Regions from separate parts of the Homo sapiens genome. Here region 1 is linked to region 2. Evidence: chromatin loops called from intact Hi-C (ENCODE). Cell type or tissue: A673. All regions are shown on one strand. Links, peaks and the distances in the headings refer to the core of each region. The heading gives the core; the rest is flanking DNA. Region 1 overlaps MYO16 (myosin XVI). Region 2 has its middle 12 kb from the start of LINC00399.

Region 1 (8,000 bases), core at 1-8,000, 220 kb after region 2:
ACTCTGGCATAAAAAGTAATTAATGGCATTTGCAGCAACCTGGATGGGATTGGAGACTATTGTTCCAAGTGAACTAACTCAGGAATGGGAAACCAGACATTGTATGTTCTCACTTATAAGTGGGAGCTAAGCTATGAGGATGCAAAGGCATAAGAATGACAGAATGGACTTTGGGACTGGAAGGAAAGGGTGGGAGGGCATGATGGATAAAAGACTACAAATTGGGTTCAGTGTACACTGCTTGGGTGATGGGTGCATCAAAATCTCACAAATCACCACTAAAGAACTTACTCATGTAACCAAATACCACCTGCTCACCAAAAACCTATGGAAATAAAAGAAATTTAAAAAGAAAGTGAAATAAAGACGTTCTTGGACAAACAAAAATGAGGGAATTTGTCATCAAACCTCTTACATTAATAGAAAGAATAAGATTTTTTTTTTTTTTTTTTTTTGTAGAAGACGATGATTCCAGATGGAAAAAATGGAAATGTAAGAGGGAATTAACAACACTGGAATTAGTAAACCCATGGGTAACTATAAATTATATGCTTGAAATGTTTATAGACTTTAAATTACATGAATAACACAAGTGCATGCCATCAATAGCTGCAAAACCTTGTTATTGGGATTAAGTAGAGTTTCGAGGTCTTAAGGTTCTAGCAGTATTAGAAAGTGGTCAAAGTGATCAAATCTGTTAGGAAGCAATGAGTAAAGGATGCATGTTGTCTTCTCTTGTGAAATTACTAAAAGAATAATATAATATTTAATCAAAGTTAATGTAACAGTGAAATAATAAATATCCAATTAATCTAAAAGAACGCAAGAACTGTAGAGAAAAGGATATGAAAATAGAGACCAATTCCTAACAAGACAAAGTAAAGCATAAAAACTAGACAAACAAACAGAATCCAAATCTCTACCCAGCAGTTGGTGTTACTCTTCCATCTCCTTATGGCATATGCTGTATTTATCTCAATGCTAGTGTTTGATAGACCATACAACTCTGTGCTTACACCAAGCACAAAATACATCCACTCCAGATTTCCTCTAAATCCTAAACTCTTTTCAGCAGTGTTTCATAGTGACCAAAATATACTAGATGTGACCCTCTGCTTAACCTTCATAACAGGAACAGACTTAAAGATTTGAGTCACTCTATAGAAGCATAGCAGCAGTGCCAATCTGCTGAGAGTGACTTTCAGTGGCTGCTCATCTGAATTAGGCTTGTCGGGAAGGATTTTGACAAAAAAAAAAAAAAAAGTCCCAGATCCCCTGAGTCATTGCTTCTCTTTTTGGAAAAAAATGCTGTCTTACCCTTTCAAAGCTTCTCAGTGTTTACTAAAAATATCTGAATTCCCAAGTACCTTATAAAAGGTGAAACTTACACACATAAACCCTTTGAAAGCCCTTTCTTAATGAGGGTATTGATGTATTGAATAATGTAGTGAGTACAGGACACCATATTTGAATCAACAAACAAGAACTTTGCATAGTTCTTTGATAAGCAAAAATTTGACTGATGTTTGCAATAACCAATTAACATTCAGAATAAACCCCTTTATTGAGGGATTTCATGGAAATTTTCTTCTTTTCTATTACAGACATTAATAGCTATTGAGTAAAATCTACTAGGTATATAAGAATTGCCAGAATGGCTGAAATAAGATGCTAACATCTTATTTTATTGATCTTGATTTAAAATAAAACCAAAGAATTTTCATAGGTTACGTTATAATGAAGGTTATAATTCTATGTAAGACTATGATAGGCCACTACCTTCAACCTACCTGAGAGGGCATTTTAAAATCATCATCTGTGAGCCAAGAAATAGAAGATCAGAAGAGGAGGCCAGTACTCCTTAACAATATTTAATCTGCTTTATTTCCATCTATTTATTAGATTCTGAAACACAAGAATTACTCTTCTCATAGAGAAAAAGCTTTAAAATTTTAGAATAGCAAACAAATACAATCATGAATGCTATCTAAATGGCAGTCCAGTACTATATAAACAATACAAAGCATTTAAAATAGTCAGTGCTGTAAAATCATGTAAATCAGTGTTTATCCATTCTTTAAACTTTATGTACTACTGGTAACAACAAAAACACTCATGGCTTCCTTTACCATTATTTGATATTCACAGTAAATTAAATATTATCATTAAAAAAGCAATAGTGATTTTGTAACAAAAAGCTTTAGTTTTGATACCATTTCTTTTTGGAAAGAGAAAAACTGCCTCTGGGGATTAAGGATGCTGCTGGCAGCGTGAGTTTGGAGTCAGCTGGCTTCACACTGAGTATAATTTATCCTGATTTGTTTGTACAATATAAAGGATGCCATAGTGGTATCTTTTAACTTAAAGCTCATTTTCCATTGCTTTAAAAGATTTATTATCTTCACCCCATATCACCACTTCAGATAATGAGTCACTTATTTATTTTCTTTTCTGGAACTTTTTATAATAGTCTTTGTACACAGAATCATTATCTTTTAGAACCAGAAGGCAAGTGTTATGACTGGGAAAGTACAAAGGACTCCACATCTGCAAACCTTCACGCTTGCATCGTATGCCTCTGCTCTAGGAGCTCCCTGCTTCATGAATGGGACAACTGAGCTGCTTTTCAAGGAGCTTTTAGACAAACAAAACACGTGTCTTAAAGTGTTACCCAGGGCACAGAGATGGAGCGAGGCAAAATGACGGTATATATATATATATATATATATATATATATATATATATATATATATACCTTTTTTATTAAACCATTTACTTGAGAAAGGAAGCTTTATGGAGGAAAGTCTGAGGAGGCTTCACAAGTTAATTAACCTTTGATCTGAATATTGAGAAGTGAGATGGGCACCTAACCAGTTAGAACAGGGGAGAAGAACATGCGAGGAGAAGGGTTTCCACAGGATTTGACGTAGACAAGTGACAGGAATGACATTAAACTTCATTTTCTATGATGAAATGACAAACCCATGTGGAATTGGAGGATGGTTTTGAGCACAGTCAGTGTGGCTGAAAAACCTGGCCTCTGGAGCCGGAATGCCTGGGATGGAACCCAACTATGCAAGCTACTTGTGCAATGCTGAACAAGCATTCGCTGGCTTCATCACCTGTAAAGTGGGACCACAAGAAATTACCTACCTTGTAACAACTTGATGTGGATTATATGAGTCACATATGCAGGTGTCTTAAAAGAAAGCCTCACAAAAGTAGTGAGTGCTGTTTAAATATGAGCTGTTACAGTTGTACCATGGTTAGCTCCTTGACTTGAACAAAATCCTTAAACACTGCTGAATTATGATTATCCTGATGACTCAGTTAAGTAATGCTAAATAGGTGCACTTCTCACGATTTATGGCCTTTTATAAATATAACATAATATATTCTTTTATTACTAAAAAGCAACCCAGAAAATACTGAGCAACACATTAGATTTAAAACATAACTATGATTTATATATGACTCAAAACTAAATAAAGTTCTACAGGAAGAAAATTAGAAAACTCTTACAGCTTTTTTGAATTTTAGGGGTAAGATAACAAAGAGTATGAAGAGATTTTAGTGACCTATTTAAACAGTTGTTAAATGCAATGCTTCTGAAGTTAGGGTTTGTATTTTCAGGAGTCCTCAAATTCCTTCAACAATTTAAAATTTATTTGCGTTTATATATTCATGATATCTTTTTAAAGTAATTGTACTTTGTATCATCTTGAATATCTATATTTCAAGCTAGTACTCAATGAGATTTTTTTATGTCTTTGTATTTTATTTATGAGTAGGATGACAGAAGTAATATTATTTATACTGTTGTAGGTTAATGAGAAAAGAGCAGATGGATTTAATATGTAATAGATTTTCTTTTTCCTGCAAGAAAAGCTATGTGATATTGCAAAGCAGGGTAAGTTCAAAAGCTGGCTGTCATTTCAAATAGAAATAGTGGTAGGGGCTTGGTTAGCCAGTGGCATAAAGTGGGAAAAACACACAAAGCTTGACGGAACTTGATGAATAGAATAGTCAGCGCACGTTTCCAACAGTCATGTCATTTCAGCTAAACAAAATCTCATGCCTAACATCAATGTTGTGAATTTTACCTTTATTTTGCTTTTGTAGACTTTTATTCTACTCAAGTGGTCAATTTGCCTTGGTTTTATAGCTGAAATGAAAGCTCAAAGAGTAAAGAGATTATTTGTAACACTGTATGTCTATACATTTAATTAACATTGTAAAATAATTTAAGAAACTTTAAGGGTCAAGGGGATGTTTTTCTTTCATTTAAAAAGTATCATGTATATTACAAGAGTTGGAGTAATGTTGATCTATTGCATGTGGGTAGAATTAGTTACTGCCTCACAAGACTATGGTGTCCTTGGAGCCTAAAATGAGTAAATTAATCTCTACCCAGCACAAAGTATCCAGTGTACTTGCTTAGAGAGTTTAAAGGGAGTAAGCGTATGAATGCATGGCCCACGTTTGAGAGAAGGGAGAAACATTATCACACAGTATTAAATGTGTGGGTCCATTTAAAAAAAAACCTTGGGGGTAAATGGGCAACTCAGCTCCATCAAGTCCAGGAAATAGAACAGAAGAGAGTGCCTTCAAGCAACGCCAGGCTTCCCCTGAACGCATTCTTACACGTGAGTTGTATTTCACATTCACAGATTCAGCGAAGGGTTTTTCAAACACTAGAAAGCTCTGGGAACTTATTAAAAATGCTCGGCTGCTCTGAAATCACATGGGGTGTGGGTGGTCCCATGCTCGTTTCTTGCTGTGAATTCAACATGCCTAAATAGATCTGAATGGCTAGTGGGCGGAGCCGCTGAAGGAGAGGGGGACAGTCACCACAGACTCCTGGTGGCCAAAGAATGCAGTGCCTTAGGGTTAAGGGATCAAATAAACTTACATGTCCAAAATTATTATTTTGGGATGGCACGGAAAAAATTGTACTGTTCTATAATAGGTACAAAATCCAGGCATTTAGAAAAGTGCACAGGCTCTCTGACAGTTTAATGTCTTTAAAAACAAAATTGTTTGGTGAATAAGCTAATAAGACACTTGCTAGTTATTCTGTAATTTTTATTTTTAAAGTTGACATTCAAAAGAGAGCTGAAAGCTTCAAAGTTTGGGGGCCACTTGCAGTTCTGTAATGAGAGAGCAAAGTCACGGTTTATACGGAGCTAGGAAAACCTGACGTCCAAAGAAATTGACAAAGGGATCCATTCCACAAACATTTGTGGCCAAGGCAGTATTACTGGAGCCCTTAGGGTGGGGCCAGCATTTCTCATAAACAAGCTCCTGTCAGTTTGGACCACCTAAAATGTGGCCTGGGTTAAACCTCTAACACCCCTATGTTCTTTCTGCTCTTAAGACAGGATTATGTAAGGTAAAAGCTAAGTCATTTACATTCAATGAATGTCTGTGCCTCTGAACACCAGAAAAGCATTTCAAGCTCCTAGGATATGCAAACAGATATATAAATGATCATGGTCCAGACCCATTTCCCTATGGGTTGGGATACTCACCCTCAAACAAATTCCCTTCTATTTATTAGGTTTTCAACAAGAAGATTCCTTCATAGAAATGGTAATTCTTAGAAAATTACAATGCTACTTAAGATACTGGTGATTACTAACTCGACAACTCAGTACGGGGATTTAAAAAATGATTTTATTCTGTTATTGAGAAAACCTTGGTGATTTGAAATTTAGACATTCAAGACATGAATCTACTTTCCATTTCTGTACTTTACTGTAAAGAATCTTGTGTCTCTCAACATCTAGGAGACATCAATTAGATAAGAAGATGGAGTTTGATAAAGTGATGTAAAAACGGAGGTGATGCCAGTGTTTTCTCTAAAGTGAGACACTTGTAATTAGTTCACTTATTTTCAGGCATTACAAAACACTAAATCTCTCACAACCTGGGTGAAAATACAACGTGATCTAAAGGCTTAATGAGGTTTATTGATTATTTATATATTTACTAATTTTCAATAATTTCCTATTGGACAATTATGAGGTCTAGGGCATGAACCAATTAAACATAAGATATAAAATTTCTTCAATTTCTATGGATATGCATTCCTGTGGATCATATTAATAAATGTAAATTAATAATTTGCTACCGATTTTTAACTTAAGTCTTTCCCTTCAAGGATAAAAATAGTCTTTGTTAAATAATTCATATGTAAAATCATGTTGCTGTTCATTTGTCACAGAATTGATTTTTCTATTGACTATTCACCCAAAGGTGAAAAGAGGCATTTACTGACATTTATGGAAATTAAAAGAAGGAAATGTCTTGGCTGACTGAATAGTGAATATTAGTGTTTCAAATGCAAATCGCATTTCTACTTGGAGCTAACAAGATGTTGAAGAATAAAAAATGTTGAAAAATGAAATTTGAAAAAACAGAGTCTATAAAACCGAAGTCTACTTAAATAAATCCTAAAGATATAGCATAAAGTGTGATTTTTAAAAAGTCTTTGATTAAAAGCTTACATATATCTACACTTCTAAAGAACCAAGAAAAATATCTGAAAGTCAAAATAGCACTTGTGGTGTTTTAAAAGAGTTGGTCCTTCCTAATTCAGAAATATTCATTTATATAGCAATACAATTAAATTCATTCTTGGGATTTTGTTTCTTTGTTGCTTAAGGTTTAAACAAAGGGGAAAATATCCTTTAAAAGGCACGTTAAAAGTTTTATTGGAAACAAGAGGAGCTATATCTGGACAATAGTGAGGGAAGGAAGCAAGAGAGAGGATTTGCATTTTTTACCTTATCTGGATGCTTTAATTTCTTAAAAAAAATCAACAACTATTCTTTACTTTTATAATAAGTAACATTATACTGGAACACACTTAGTATAATTTAAGTACCTTTTTTTTTTGCATTTGGCAGCTGATTTTAACCTCTCCACACATAGTTATGAGTAAAAATGGACTCTGATGAGTGAATGTATATGTTATACATTATACATTTATAACTGAAAGTTATAAAATAGAAACTTAAAAATTTTACTACAAATCATGCAATATAGTTAATTTGTGACATTTAGGATAAGGATCTTGTATGAACTCTGTTCTCTTGCCACTTTCTTTAGAGAGAAAAAAATCTGTCTATATAATTTGCTTGCTCAAAAATCTTTAATGCCACTGCCTTCCCCTAGCCTAAAGAAAGAATCAAGCCCATATGCTTTGAGAAAGTTCTGTATTTTCTGGCCACACTGAATTATTCTAGCCTCGTCATCATCCATTCTGACACAGTCTCTATATTTCAACCCAACCAGATATATGTGGAACACACCCTGGAATTCTACTTTTCTTCCCTACAGTCATCCTGGTTTGTACGTCCGAATTAAAATTCCCTGCCTGATAGATGCCCCCTCAAGGTTTCTAAAGCCCATTTCTAGTATCATCTTCATGATATCATTTATATCCTTAAAACATTTTCACGTTAGTACTCTAGTCGACACTCACAACCGTGTGAAATATGCAGGTTCAATATCATTATCTTCATTTCACAGATGCAGAAAGTCACCTTTCAAGCCTAAAGTCACTTGGCTAGAAAGTGGTAGAGTCAAAATGCCATTTCAGGTACAATTGAGTTTAGTCAGTTTTTATATGTATTAATTACATTGCCTTCCAAAAAAGTTTTCCGTGTCAATCAATTAATAAATGTGCTTCATATGTTTATGAAAATGCAAGGAACTGTGGTGGGTTCTATAGGACTAAGCCAGATGCACACAATCTGACCACCTCCATCGAGGGGCTTTCATTCAAATTGGGTAACAAGACATAAGTGCATAAAAATTATATGAATAAAGATGCTTAGACAAGACACAAGTACAAAAATTTCACGAGGCAGGATAGCATTAATTGATTAATAACTTATGCATGTCATTACTGCTGTTGGAATACAGAAGAGAAACAACACATTTAAAGGCAGTATGGCCACTGGGATATGTGATTTGATCTGGATTGAAAGGAT
Region 2 (12,845 bases), core at 2,375-10,374:
AATAAATGATAAGAGCAGTGTCACAAAATTGTGAAAACAGAAGGATTACGAGTTACATTTTTTTTTCCTGAAACAACGTATTATCCTTTGAGAAAAAAAAAAGAACATTACATATGGTGGAAAATTCAGAGGGAATATTTTTCTCTTCTCAAGAATGTTGAAAAATTATATAGTCACAGAAATAATGGAAGAGAGAATAATGGAAACAATCAGTGCAGTCAACTACATAGAAAGCTTCTTTATTTCTTAAGTCGGCATAAGGAATATTAAAAGGGAAAAAACCACCTAGGGAAAACTGCAACAAACATGACAAAAAATAGATGAATGTACTTCATGCATAAAAACAGAGTATAAGTCAGTTGGTGAAACCGTGAAAGACCTAAGAGAAATGTTTGCAAAGAATGATAAGGGACAATTTATTAAAAAAAGAAAAAAACATGTAACTAGCATATATGGTAAATATATCTTTCTCTCTTTTCAAATTAAACAACTTTTTTATCATGCTAATGGCTTCTCCCCACTGAGGATGCTTATAAAATATATCATGGTGTTTGCTAAGTTTTTTGCTGTAAAGTTACTATTTCCCCTTTGTAATTAATACATATCATGTAGAGAGATACTTTGAGGTTGTACATGCCTTGTTTCTCACATTTCGGGTGCTACTTTAAGCATCCAGTGATGATTTTTGCTTGAAACAATAATTACTGTGGAGTTTGCCAAATTGTATTTTCTATTTTTTATCATTCTTTCTATGTTTATTAGTTGGAATTCTACTGAAGATTCAGACTTCTCTCTTGATGGGGATGACCTGCAGACACCACCACCTATGGTGTCTACCAAATGATTTTCTATTTCTATCATTCCTTCTCCACATTTTAATTAGAATTACATTGTAAAGGCAGATTTCCTGACCATTAGAAAAACAAGCCAAAAACTACATTAATCAAATGATCTAAAAAGTTAACATCACCAGTGCAATGTGTCAAGAATACATCTCTTTTGTCACCAATATAATACTGAAATTCAGTCATGAGGAAATGTGAGGCAAGCTGAAATAGGGAACATTATATAAAATAACTGGCCAGCAGTCCTCAAAAGCATAAAGTCTTGAAAGACAGACTGAGGAAATACCCAGATTAAAGATTATTGTGAAGTGGAAACTACATGCAATCAACATGTGATTTTGCATTATATCCTGGACCAAAAAAATGCACATTAATGGAACAACTGGTGAGACTGACATGAAGTGTGTGGATTAGATAACAGTATTGTACCAATGTTATTTTTTTCTAATGCTTCTATCTTTACTGTGGCTATTTAAGTTGTTATCACTGGGAGAATTGAGGTGAAGGTGAAGATTCTTTGTACTATTTTTGCAACTTTTTAAAAGTCAGTAATTACTTTAAAATTAAAAATTAAACACAAAAATTTAGAGTGGAAAAAAGTGTGCATTGTGAGTGTGGTGGGACTCTACAATCATATGCTCCTTTTGGAGACAGCTTATTGATATACCCCCAAGAAACTTAACAGTGTTCACCATTTTTTCTATGTCACACTTCTGGATGATGAAAGAAATAATCAGAGTTGTATGCAAAAATATATATTATAAAAATTTTCAGAACAGCATTTTAATTTACGTATAAGTGCAGTATATTTATATAAAGCCTGCAGTACAAGCAACAAAAAAATTGTATATTTATTATATATTATTTGATGATATGATATTGAAAAGCCAGCTTGGGCTTTATATACAGGACAAGCCCAAACTAGACCAAAAGCCCAAAAAGGACAATAAGTTTAAAGTGCTTAAATATACGTTGTTATTAAGTATGTTACTGTTAAGTTGATGTGTTTGATGAGTCTTGTAACTTTAATAGGTATCACACACCTAGAAAAGAGAAAAGACAGTTGATCCAACCTCATAGCATCTATTTGGAGCTTTCAGAACATTGGGGGCTTCTCTGAATTTTCTAAGAATTGTTTTTTGTTTTTAGAGCTCTCTATCCCCCGCTTCTAAGCAAAGTAATTGTGTATGCTAATAAGGCTGTGAGCTTGGTCATCACTATGCTGTTCAACAAATTAAAACTGAGCTAGTTCACAGCCATTATACAAGAAAAAGTTTCATAACTTGTGGTGAAAAAATAGAAATCAAAGTTTTATAGCAATATGGTTACAATATACACGATACTTAAATATTTTGTGTTGATGGAGAGAAAGATAAAGTATAGATAATTAGACAGAGGATGGATCGATAGATGATGGAAGGATAGACAGAGGATAGCTAGATAATAGATATGTAGATGATAAATAGAAAGGTAGATAGAAAATAGATATGATAGACAAGAGATGGATAGGTAATAGATAGATAGATAGATAGATAGATAGATAGATAATAGATGGAGAGATCGATTGACAGATGAACAGATGATAGGTGGAGAGAAAGAGATAGACATGATAGATGGATAGATGATAGCTGGAAAGATGAACAGATTATGGCTAGATGAGTGATAAAAAGAGACATGATGGAGAGATAAACAGATGATAGATGGATAGATGAGACATAGACAGATGATGGATAGATGATAGATGGATAGCTAATAGATGGAGGGATAGAAGACAGATGGATAGATGTCAATGGAGAGATAAACAAATTAACAGATGGATAGATAGATAGACAGACAGACAGATGACAGATGGAGAGACGGACAGACAGACAGAGCCACACCACACTGCCCTGGGAGTTGAGGAGCCAGGAGAGCTGAGAGTGAAAGTTGATTCCCTGGTGGCCTGAGTCCAGTCCTTTGATTTCTTCACTAGGTCAAGTTGACTTTGCACACAGATTTCTCCCAAAAGGTTCACTCAGGAAGGTGGACTAGTGTCTTCTTTCTGCCTTTGGTGTCCCCTCACTTTTCTATTCCACTGCCCTGTCTTAGGGGTTTGCATTTTGTAGGGGAAATTGGGACTTGCATGTCACTCTGTGTCAGCCAAGATCGCCCCCAGAAAACAAACGGCTTACTCACAAACTACCGAAATGTGGAAAGTGGGTCTGGGGCTAGCAATTGCAGAATGCCTCCGTGGACCCTGGATGGGCGGGTGAAGAGGAGGGGGTGGCTTCCAGCACCTGAGGAGGGCAACTCTCTAGAGCCTGAGAGGAGCCCAGGTCTGCAGTAAAGGCCAACTCTAAGTGGCAGGCGAGGAGCCAGGAACACCTCCTCCAGCCTCGCTCCGCCCTCGGTCTCCTGATCCTCATTGGCTGATTCAATGGACAAGGACATTTTGACCTGTGAAAGGAAGAGATGGTGGAATTTACAAAACCCTTTCCCAGCTCAAAACAATTACGAAAATGTTCCGTGAACCGAGAAGTGTGAATGACTGACACTTCTGAGCCTGAGATCCAAACAAACCAAATCCTTGTCTTTTGCAGCAGTGTCTTCTGGGGGAAAAATGCCCATTTTGAATGTCAGAAGCGGAATATTTCTCTGGGTATCTCTGAGATAAAATCTTAATTTCCTCTAGACAGTTGTGTATTTGAGATGACTACGGAGGCCATCTCATAAATGAAAATGAAAGAAACGCAACACATCTGTATTCATGTATTTTTCAATATATTTCTCCTATTTCCCTTGCAGAGGAAAAAACGGAGCTAGAAATAAATAAGACAAATTAACATCAGTTTCATCCAGGTAATGGTGTTGTGGGGAGTTCTTAGTTTTGTCTTTCATATTTTTTTTTCTTTCTAAAATGTTCACAATAGTTATTATTTGCTTTTATAATAAGGAAAAAAAAAATACCCTTTTCCCGAAGTTATTATAGTCATATGGGGTGAAAGAAAACTAGAGTTGGAGAAGTTATACTTGGGAAAAATGAGGTAAGCCTAAGAGGCACGTTACCCATCACTACCCTAGATACTCGGAGTTTTTTTCCTTGATACATTTTTATCTTCAGACGCACATAATTATATTAGATTAGCTTTTTGCAGAATCACATTTTTAAAATTCCGTTATAGCCTTACCTTTTATTGAATGTTGTTACTCTTAGACAATTTATGAGACTTCACATGCGTATGTTAAAAGATACCTTATAAAATAAAATTGTTCTTTTCTTAGAACATCTGTCTCCCTTATGTGGCAGTTATTGGGCAATTTCCTGGGAAATTTTTTATTAAAACAGGGGGAAGAAAAGAAATCTCAAGATAAACTATGGAAATTATGGTGTATAAGGCATGATTAAGAGATAGTGTCCCCTTTAACACGGAGATTCTGAAATGACTTTTTCTTTAAGTTTCCATGCCTTTATGCAAATAACTAGAGCCCACTTTTTGCCTCAGTTTCTCGGGATGTGAGATTAAGTTGAGTACAACATGTTCTAAGACAGTCATGAGCATGAGCTAATATTTGGAAATTTTAAAACATTATGATATCCACTTTCCTTCAAAAACTGTCAGTTAAATTGATATTTTCTTCAAGACAGCATAAGAGGTGCCAAATTGAAAGTCAGTTTCTGCAAGGAACGGCTCTGGATCCTCCAGCTTTCATGTTATTTGACGGGAATTAACGCAGAGACCCAGAAGCTCAGCATTTGGGAGAACTGAGTGGCCTGGGCTGCAGTTGTGGTTAAATATTCTTTCTTTTTCTCATTTTTCCCCCAGCATCCTACTTTTTTTTTTTTTTAACTTTTATTTTAAGTTCAGGGATACAAGTACAGGTTTGTTACACAGAAAAACTCGTGTCATGGGGGTTTGTTGTACAGATTATTGCATCACCCAGCTATTAAGCCCAGTACCCATTAGTTATTTTTCCTGATTCTCTCCCTCCTCCCACCCCAGCAGACACATAGACCAATGGAACAGAATAGACAACCCAGAAATAAGACTGCACACCTACAACCATCTGATCTTCAATAAACCTGACAAAAACAAGCAATGGGGAAAGGATTCCCTATTTAATAAATGGTGCTGGGAGAACTGGCTAGCCACATGCAGAAGGCTGAAACTGGAACCCTTCCTTACACTATATACAAAATTAACTCAAGATGGATTAAAGGCTGAAATGTAAAACCCAAAACTATAAAAACCCTGGAAGACAACCTAGGGCAATACCATTCAGGACATAGACACAGGCAAATATTTCATCACAAAGATGCCAAGAGCAATTGCAACAAAAGCAAAAATTGACAAATGGGATCTAATTAAACTGAAGAGTTTGTTCTCATTCTTTTTGTCTTTTTTTCTCTTCCTCTTGCTTTATTTTTTATTTATTATTACAATTTAATGACATCAAAGTGCAAAATAATTATAGTACTTAATATGCCTATTTTTCCGATTTGTTAGAAACAAAGATGCTTAATAAGTTTAGGGTATGAACAAAGCAAAATTTTTTCCTTTTTATTCCTAACATGCTACATGATCTTGAGTACTAGCCATATCTTCTCCGTAGTAATATTATTAGTAGGAGGAGTGGGAGGAGGAGGAGTATTTTAATCAGTCAGACAGAAGCCAAAAAATCAGATGACTTCACTTTAATGTCTGTAAGGATCAAATATTTAATAAACCTAGAATATTTTATCAAACCTCTGGTGACTCAATGTATGTGCAGGGGACAAGCTGAGATGAGAAAACTGGCAGGATCAGCAGCAGGAGGACTTCCTACTACTGAGAAGCGCGTGGGGTATTAAAACATATCCGCATGAACCCCGAACGGGGTTAGTATCAGTCTGAATTTTCCAAATTAGTTTTGCAAATGTAGAAGAGAAATTCAATGCACTAGAACAGACTGCACCCAGCTTTTTCTATTTTCCTGACATAAAACGATATTGTTGCCTTCTTTTTCTTAAATATAAGACGATTCTTTAAGATGTATTTTTTGAGAAAAGAAATGAGTTCTATGCGTCGGGGTTTTAGTTCAGTACGAGCTATAGTAAGACTCGTTTACAAACAAACGCAAAATATCTCTTCAAAGCATACCTTTTGGGGAATAGTAGTTCTATGACAAAGAAACTTAGGACAAGTTCAAAGTGAACAGGCTACTTCTTCCTTTTACTGATAGGTCCTTTAAAATGTCTCAGAAATGGAGTTCTGGATTTTTGTCTGAGTACAATGAAAAACAAAATAAAACCCCTTTCACTAGGTACAATCAAAAGTGCAAAAGTTATTTGTCCCATGGTGTCTGATCTGTAAAATCTGTTAGCCACGGGGCATTTTAGTTCTTTGAAGATTTCATTATGGCAAGTAGAATAACACATAATGTAAAGAATGCATGTACAATATGGAAAACATGCAGCATATAAACTTTTATTGAACTAATTCCCTTCATTAAATATAAGGAGTACCTTTGAACTACTGGGCTAACACCTGCATAGTAATAAGCTTTGTGTGGATTATGATATTTCTATTTGATGTTTAATATTTCTTGGAATCGCCCTGCACATCTAAGCTTTTGCCTTTGGAGGTTAAAGCCTGTGCATTTACAGCCAGCCTAATTGGGAGCTGTGAACTGCTGAGCTCCTCTAAACCAGCAGCGTTTTAAACCCAGCTCTGCCTGTCTGCGTGGCCAGGCTCACTCCCCTTCCCAACCAGGCAGAATTGTGTTCATCGTTTGCAAGCAAGACGGCCCTCGTGCACAGATAACTGCAGCGGCTGCAGCCACTCGCCACGGGGGAGGGCAGACTGTTCTGCAGAATCAAGGAAGAGACGCAATGCTGTTGAATCAGGGTTTGACCTTCCAGGGTTTCTGCAACAAGCGCTTCTGGAATTAAAAATTTTTTAAAAGGAGTCTCAGCAAAGGGTTGTAGAGAGGTGCTTTTGGTGTTGATAATAACAACCAAAACATATGGTCCCTCCCTGTCTAGACAGAATGGTACTGTCCCAGACAGAAAGGTCTCCACAGGCCAGACAGTCCATGTAGCACACCACGCTGCTGAGGGCTCCAAGACACCCCAGTGTGAGGGAGGGGAAGAGGGAAAAACTGCAAGGGTCAGGGATAATTAACAGGACGGATGAGCCAGTAGTGTCTGCTGTGTGTGTGTGTATGTGTGTGTGCGTGTGCACCCTTGAGCATGCATGTATTTGTGTGCACACAAGTGTGCAGTTCTCTGTATGAGACGAATGAGGCTTAGGTTCTTGACCTCAAATTTAAACGCAAGTTCAATACAACAACATGCCACCTAGATTTTTTAATGACACAACTGCAAATAGTAAATTATTTTGAGTCTGACATTGCTTGTCATGGAAGGCAAAATTCTGTTTTGATATTTTATTTTAAAATCAGTTTTCAACCTCAGAATTCAAAAATGCAAAAACTCAGAATTTAAACAATTATGTAGGCCACACCTAAGTTTCCATGGATTTTGTGTTCCAAAGAAAGCATATAAAATGTTATCAGGAGGGTGCAGGTTTTTAAAACTTGACTTGGTAAATTTGACACTTTTAAAACATTTCTCTTCATTTTTCAACCTGAGTTCACAGCTACAAAAGATGGTGATGTGGCTTCCCTGCTCAGGGTGCCTGGCTCTCCTTCTACCTTGTCTGACAGGAGAACACATTTGTTGTTCTAAATAGCTGTTGGTTGTTATTGGTTGCAAAACTACAGCCTGTGTTAATTTTGGGTGCAAGAATCCTAATTTGCTCCTGGATACATCCCTTGTTGAAGACTGCAGGGAAGGTAATATTGTGCCTTTTCTGGTATGATTTATTCTGCACCAAGTGACATAGCAAAATGTACCTGGCTAAGAACAACTTGTACCATGTGCTGATTTGCACATGGAGAAAAAAAAGGCTTCATGTATCTCAGGGTTCATTCCAGTTGGTGCCTATTAAAGAATGAAAATTGTTTCCTCTGCTTACAGACTAGTGCAATTAATTGCCTTTGTCTAGAGATGACACAGATTTGAGAAACACTGTCTGAGATACGGCTATGGAATTTAGCCAGAATCTTGAAGATGTTCACTGCTTCACTCAAAACATTGCAGCATTTTAAAATATGAGAATGTGGCTATTTCTGCCACGGTCATTTCAAGGTGCAATTAAAAAACTTAACGGGTACGGGAGTTTTCTGAAAGATACCGCATAGGAAATTTTTCAGAACTTGTCCGTACTTAAAAGTTATACCGCTGGCGAAGAAGGTGTGAGCAGCAGTAGAGGTGGGCATTATGCCATTCTGCTGCCCAGTTCTTCAGTCTACGGAAACAAGACAGAGTCATGTTCTGTGGGCAGGTGATCTCCACCCTCTCGACAGTCTTGGAGTCTGCCGATGAACTCGTCTTCAGACACATGGAGGCAACGCGGCACTAAACACGGAGGAGCTGGCAGGAGTTGGAAAGTCAAGTTGGGCCTACCTTTATCTTTGGTCCTGGTCCTGCTCCCCTGTCCTTATAGAGCCCGGCCAAGGAAAAGTCAAAGGTTTGCTCGCACGCAGCCAAACACACCAAAGGTTGCCCGAGCTGCAGATGGCCATGCACAGCACACCTATTTTAGTCTATTTTTGTAGACTCTGGACATATGGGCCAGTACTTGGTTTTATGCCTGACATATTACCTAAAATTGTCTTTAATCAGAAGCCTAGAGATAAGTCACTAGAATGGAGAAAATGTGAAAACAAAATATTCAAAACATTGAAAGACCCCAAATAATAGGTACTTTGCACAAAGCACAGGAAAAAACAATTGTACTGAAATGGGTCCTTCAAATACTGGTGAGAGTGGTATAAACCTTCTGAGTTAAAAAAGCTAAAAAATTGTTTCCTTTGGATTTTGGACTAGAATAATTTTAAACTACATTTTTCGGTGTTTATATATTTAAGAATTTAAAACATATTTATAGAAATCCATCATAAAAACTATTTCCCTACAGAAAGAAAATAAAATTCATTTACCACGTAGTCCCATGGAAAAGTTTATTGCTCCTTTATCTTCAACATCAGAATAATCAGTGAATTTTTCTCAAAAAGCTAAAAGTGGATATCATTGTACATAAAAGTACAAAAGTCAACTGCAGAAAAACTAAAAAAGCAATTATTTCTCAACTTTGATCTTCTAGTATTTTTTTCAAGGTACTAAGGTAAAAGCAGTATAAAGGCATATAATTGAAAGACGTGTGAAAAGTGGTTATTTTGCAGGGATAGAATTATGGAAAAATTATATTTTCTTATGAGGTTTTCCATTGTCTAGGTTTTAACCAATAAACCCACACTAATTTTTAAATAATGAAAATACCAGCCGGGCGCAGTGGCTTACACCTGTAATCCCAGCACTTTTGGAGGCTGAGACAGTTGGATCACCTGAGGCCAGGAGTTCAAGACCAGCCTGGCCAACATGGCGAAACACCATCTCTACTAAAAAATACAAAAATTAGCCAGGCGTGGTTGCGGGCGCCTGTAATCCCAGCTACTCCTGAGGCTGAGGCAGGAGAATCGCTTGAACCCAGGAGGCAGAGGTTGCAGTGAGCCAAGATTGCACCACTGCACTCCAGTCTGACGGAGTGACAGAATGAGACTCCGTCTCAACAACAACAACAACAAAATACGGTAAGTAAACGGGGAGATGATGTGCTGATGGGCTGGAGAGACACGGCCCCCCTGCCTGGCTCATTCCCTTGGTTTCTGGGGCTAGAGCTGCTCCAATCCTCCCTGGAGCTCCTTCTCAAATTCCCTCTCAGGCTCTGTTTTCTTGCTGCTCAGGTGTTTCCAGTTCTCTGAGTCCATTTGGGGGCTCTTCGCTTTGTGGCTGTCCCCCGCATACGCTGGCACATGTGGCTTGCTGTCTACACTCTCCTGACCGCCACAATTGAGTCCTCAGCCTGGCCTCCTGCACAGTCAGCCTGTTTGTGGAATCACCTGAGGCATTTCACACAAGCACCTTAAACATAACTTCCCAAGCTGAATCCATCTACCCACCAACCTTCTTTTTCTCCTGGATTCCCAGTCTTCCCACACTGAGGTTTCAATCTGTTAAAAGAAAAACTTCAGCCAAATTAAATGTAAGGGCATTTAATTGAGCAAAGAATGATTGGCAAATTGGGCAGTCTTCTGGCAGCACAGCCACTGGGTGGAAGAAGATTTATGGACAGAACTCGGAAGTGAGGTGCAGAAACGGCCAGATGGCTACAGCTCCGCGTTCCCTTTATTTGAAAAGATTTGAAAAGTTGGCCACCTTTGATAGGCCAACACTTGGTGATTGGCACAAGAGTAGGCTACAGTCTGTTTACAGCTCTATTTAGGTTATAGTTCACGACGTACCAAGAAACCTTTTGGCCGAATGTCACACATGGAAGGAGGCAGCTTGAGGCTAACCTTGCTTTAACACACCCAGTGGAGACTTCAACAAGAAACTCGTGACTTTCCGTGATTCCACCTCTGCCCTCACCCTGTGTCATCAGGCATCAGCCACGGCTGGTCTGCTGGTTCCAGCCTGTACAATGTCTGCGCCGTGCCTCTCACTTTGCCATGGCTGAGAACCTCGTGACTGGTTTCCCTGGACCTCATTCTTATCCTCATTCCCTTCCCATTTATCTCCTTTCAAAGCAGCCAGAGTAATTTATTTTAAAAAGCCAAATGTGAGTATGTTATTCCTCTGCTTCAGACCTGTCAGTGGCTCCCTATTACCCTGAGTTAAATTGAACTTCATAGCTTGGCCAGCAAATTTCACAATCTGCAATCTTTCCCAATCTTCTAATACTACACCTCTGAACTGCTGGACTGAAAAAAGACTGATTTCTTTAGTGAGTCCCACGTTTTCAAGCCTTTCTGAGGTCAACATCCAGTCCTTGCTTCCCAGACTACCCAGACAAAACTCCTACCTGTCACATAAAACTCAGATCTGTGTTCACCTGCCCCCCAAAAAACTCCCTTGAGCACCCCCAACTGAGTTATGAGCCAATCCAGGGTGAATGCCATTTCCTTTAGCCACTGCTTTCTGCTCTACTTCTTGAACTCTCATAGGCAGGCATGATTTTCACCCATTCTGGTATTCCCAGTGCTCTGCATGGCACCTGGCACGTAGTAGATGCTTAAAAAATGTTTGTTAAGAGAATGAATGGATAGGGGCCCCTCCATTAAAGTTTATGACTGTGTATAAACAGATTTTTGAACCATTGAGGTACCAAAAATAATTCCTCCTTGTGACATTTAGGATATGCTATATTTTTTGTAATGTTTTGCTTTCTAAGAAGGTGTACCCTATTTAAAGAGGCTCAGGCCTAAGAAAATAAATGATTTAAAAAATGCAAATAAATTTAGATGGAATTGTTGGACAGGGAAGTCCTCCCATGAATGGGAATGAGCAGGTCTTGAGAGTGACACAGCCTGGACCCAAGTTACAGCCTTGACTGACTCAATGACGTCAATCAGATCATTCTCTCAGCCTCAATTTCTTTATCCAAGACACGTGCTTGTAAGGTTTATCTATCAAAAGCCTACCTTAGCCGGGCATGGTGGCTCACACCTGTAATCCCAGCACTTTGGGAGGCCAAGGCAGGTGGATCACCTGAGGTCAGGAGTTCCAGACCAGCCTGGCCAACATGGCAAAACACTGACTATTGAAAATACAAAAATTAGCCAGGCGTGGTGGCCAGCACCTGTAATCCCAGCTACTCAGGATGCTGATGTAGGAAAATCGCTGGAACCTGGGAGGCGGAGGTTGCAGTGAGCCGAGATCTGTCACTGCACTCCAGCCTGGGCGACACAGCAAGCCTCCATCTCAAAAAAAAAAAAAAAAAAAGTCTACCTTATATGGCCATCTCTTTGGGTGGGGGTGTGGGGTGCTTTAAAGAAGTCAGCATCTGATTGTAGCTATTCTCAGCATTGAAATTTCTCCTTTTGAACCAGTATTAATTCTTTGGGTCTCGACTTCCTTTCCAGATTCTCAATTTCACCAAACATGTTTTGTTGGGTGTTATTGTTCGAACAGCAAAGCACATTTTCGTCGTCTTACCTTTTCTCAGTTACTAAATCTGGCATAGTTTTAGATTGTTACAGTATTTCATTTTGTTCACTTAATATTAATGATCTGTGGTGCCTAAATAAACATTGTGAAACTAAATCAGCGTTTAGAGCAGTAACCAAGAATATTGAACCAGTGTCCATCTCTTCGCATCTTACTATTCACTGAAATGGTCACAATATATATGCAAGGTCTCGATCTACTATATATAGATTTAATTACCAGTAAGTGCCCACCAGGTATACTATTATAACAAATAAATATCAATAATTAGTAATTGTGTAAGACAGTTTAACTTTTTTCTTTGCAGAGATTTATTTCTAATTGTTTCTCTAGTGTGTAGCGGTTGAAATATTAGATAATGGATTTTTATTGATTTTTAGCTGAACATTGAAGATGTAAAAAATACATTTCCATAACTTTGATGGTCATGAGTTTCAGAATGTATTGATTGGATTGGTGTATACCTTTGTTTTTTTAGAATATTAACGTCATGAGAGGAGCAAATGTATTCCAGCAGGTAGATGTGAGGTGCTGAAGAACTGCCTGAGCTCTAATGCCAGCTATCAGCCTGATTTCCAGTGTGGTTCAAGGAAACACTCATGCCCTGTACCATGTGCCATGAGCCTCTTTGCACCCAGCTTGCCTCGTGCAATGCTGAGCTGCCCCAGCTTTCTTCCCTCTTAAATGCGTTAGACCATAAAGTAGCAATTGCCTCCTAATGTGTTTGTGGAAAGAGGGCATAGAAAAACACAAGATAAAGCTTTCATTTTCACAACAATTAGGCAAGTGATGCTTTTTCATCAGGGTCACTTTCAGAGAAATTATTCTTTGCAGTGTGTTGCAAAAGGGGTCCCAGAGGCTGGGTTATGTATGGGATCTTCTTTTCTTGCGGAGATGTCTGAGAAGTTCAT

The links. A loop is a pair of places that touch in the nucleus more often than their neighbours do. Peaks named below come from ENCODE experiments on the same cell type or tissue, not always from the same donor. Only the 100,000 strongest peaks of a DNase experiment are listed, where the experiment ranks them.
Region 1: a loop joins it to region 2, with 3 times the contacts of the local background. A loop is called at or near these places in 1 of 110 quality-filtered maps.

Annotation. Positions count from the first base shown.
Region 1 is chr13:109,193,947-109,201,946 of GRCh38, reverse strand. All of the region lies in intron 34 of MYO16 (myosin XVI), which reads right to left. It overlaps LOC124903207 (a long non-coding RNA gene), which reads left to right. Exons shown (of 2, transcript XR_007063864.1): 1 at 1-533. Among named protein-coding and RNA genes, the nearest start is that of MYO16-AS1, 31 kb to the right of the region's middle. In A673, for the core only: a CTCF peak has its summit at 4,865 (motif pointing left); a DNase peak (open chromatin) is centred at 4,816.
Region 2 is chr13:109,406,544-109,419,388 of GRCh38, reverse strand. No RefSeq gene overlaps it. Among named protein-coding and RNA genes, the nearest start is that of LINC00399, 12 kb to the right of the region's middle. In A673, for the core only: no CTCF peak of the experiment used is centred there; DNase peaks (open chromatin) are centred at 5,628, 6,598 and 7,898; H3K4me3 peaks cover 1,525 bases; H3K27ac peaks cover 4,347 bases.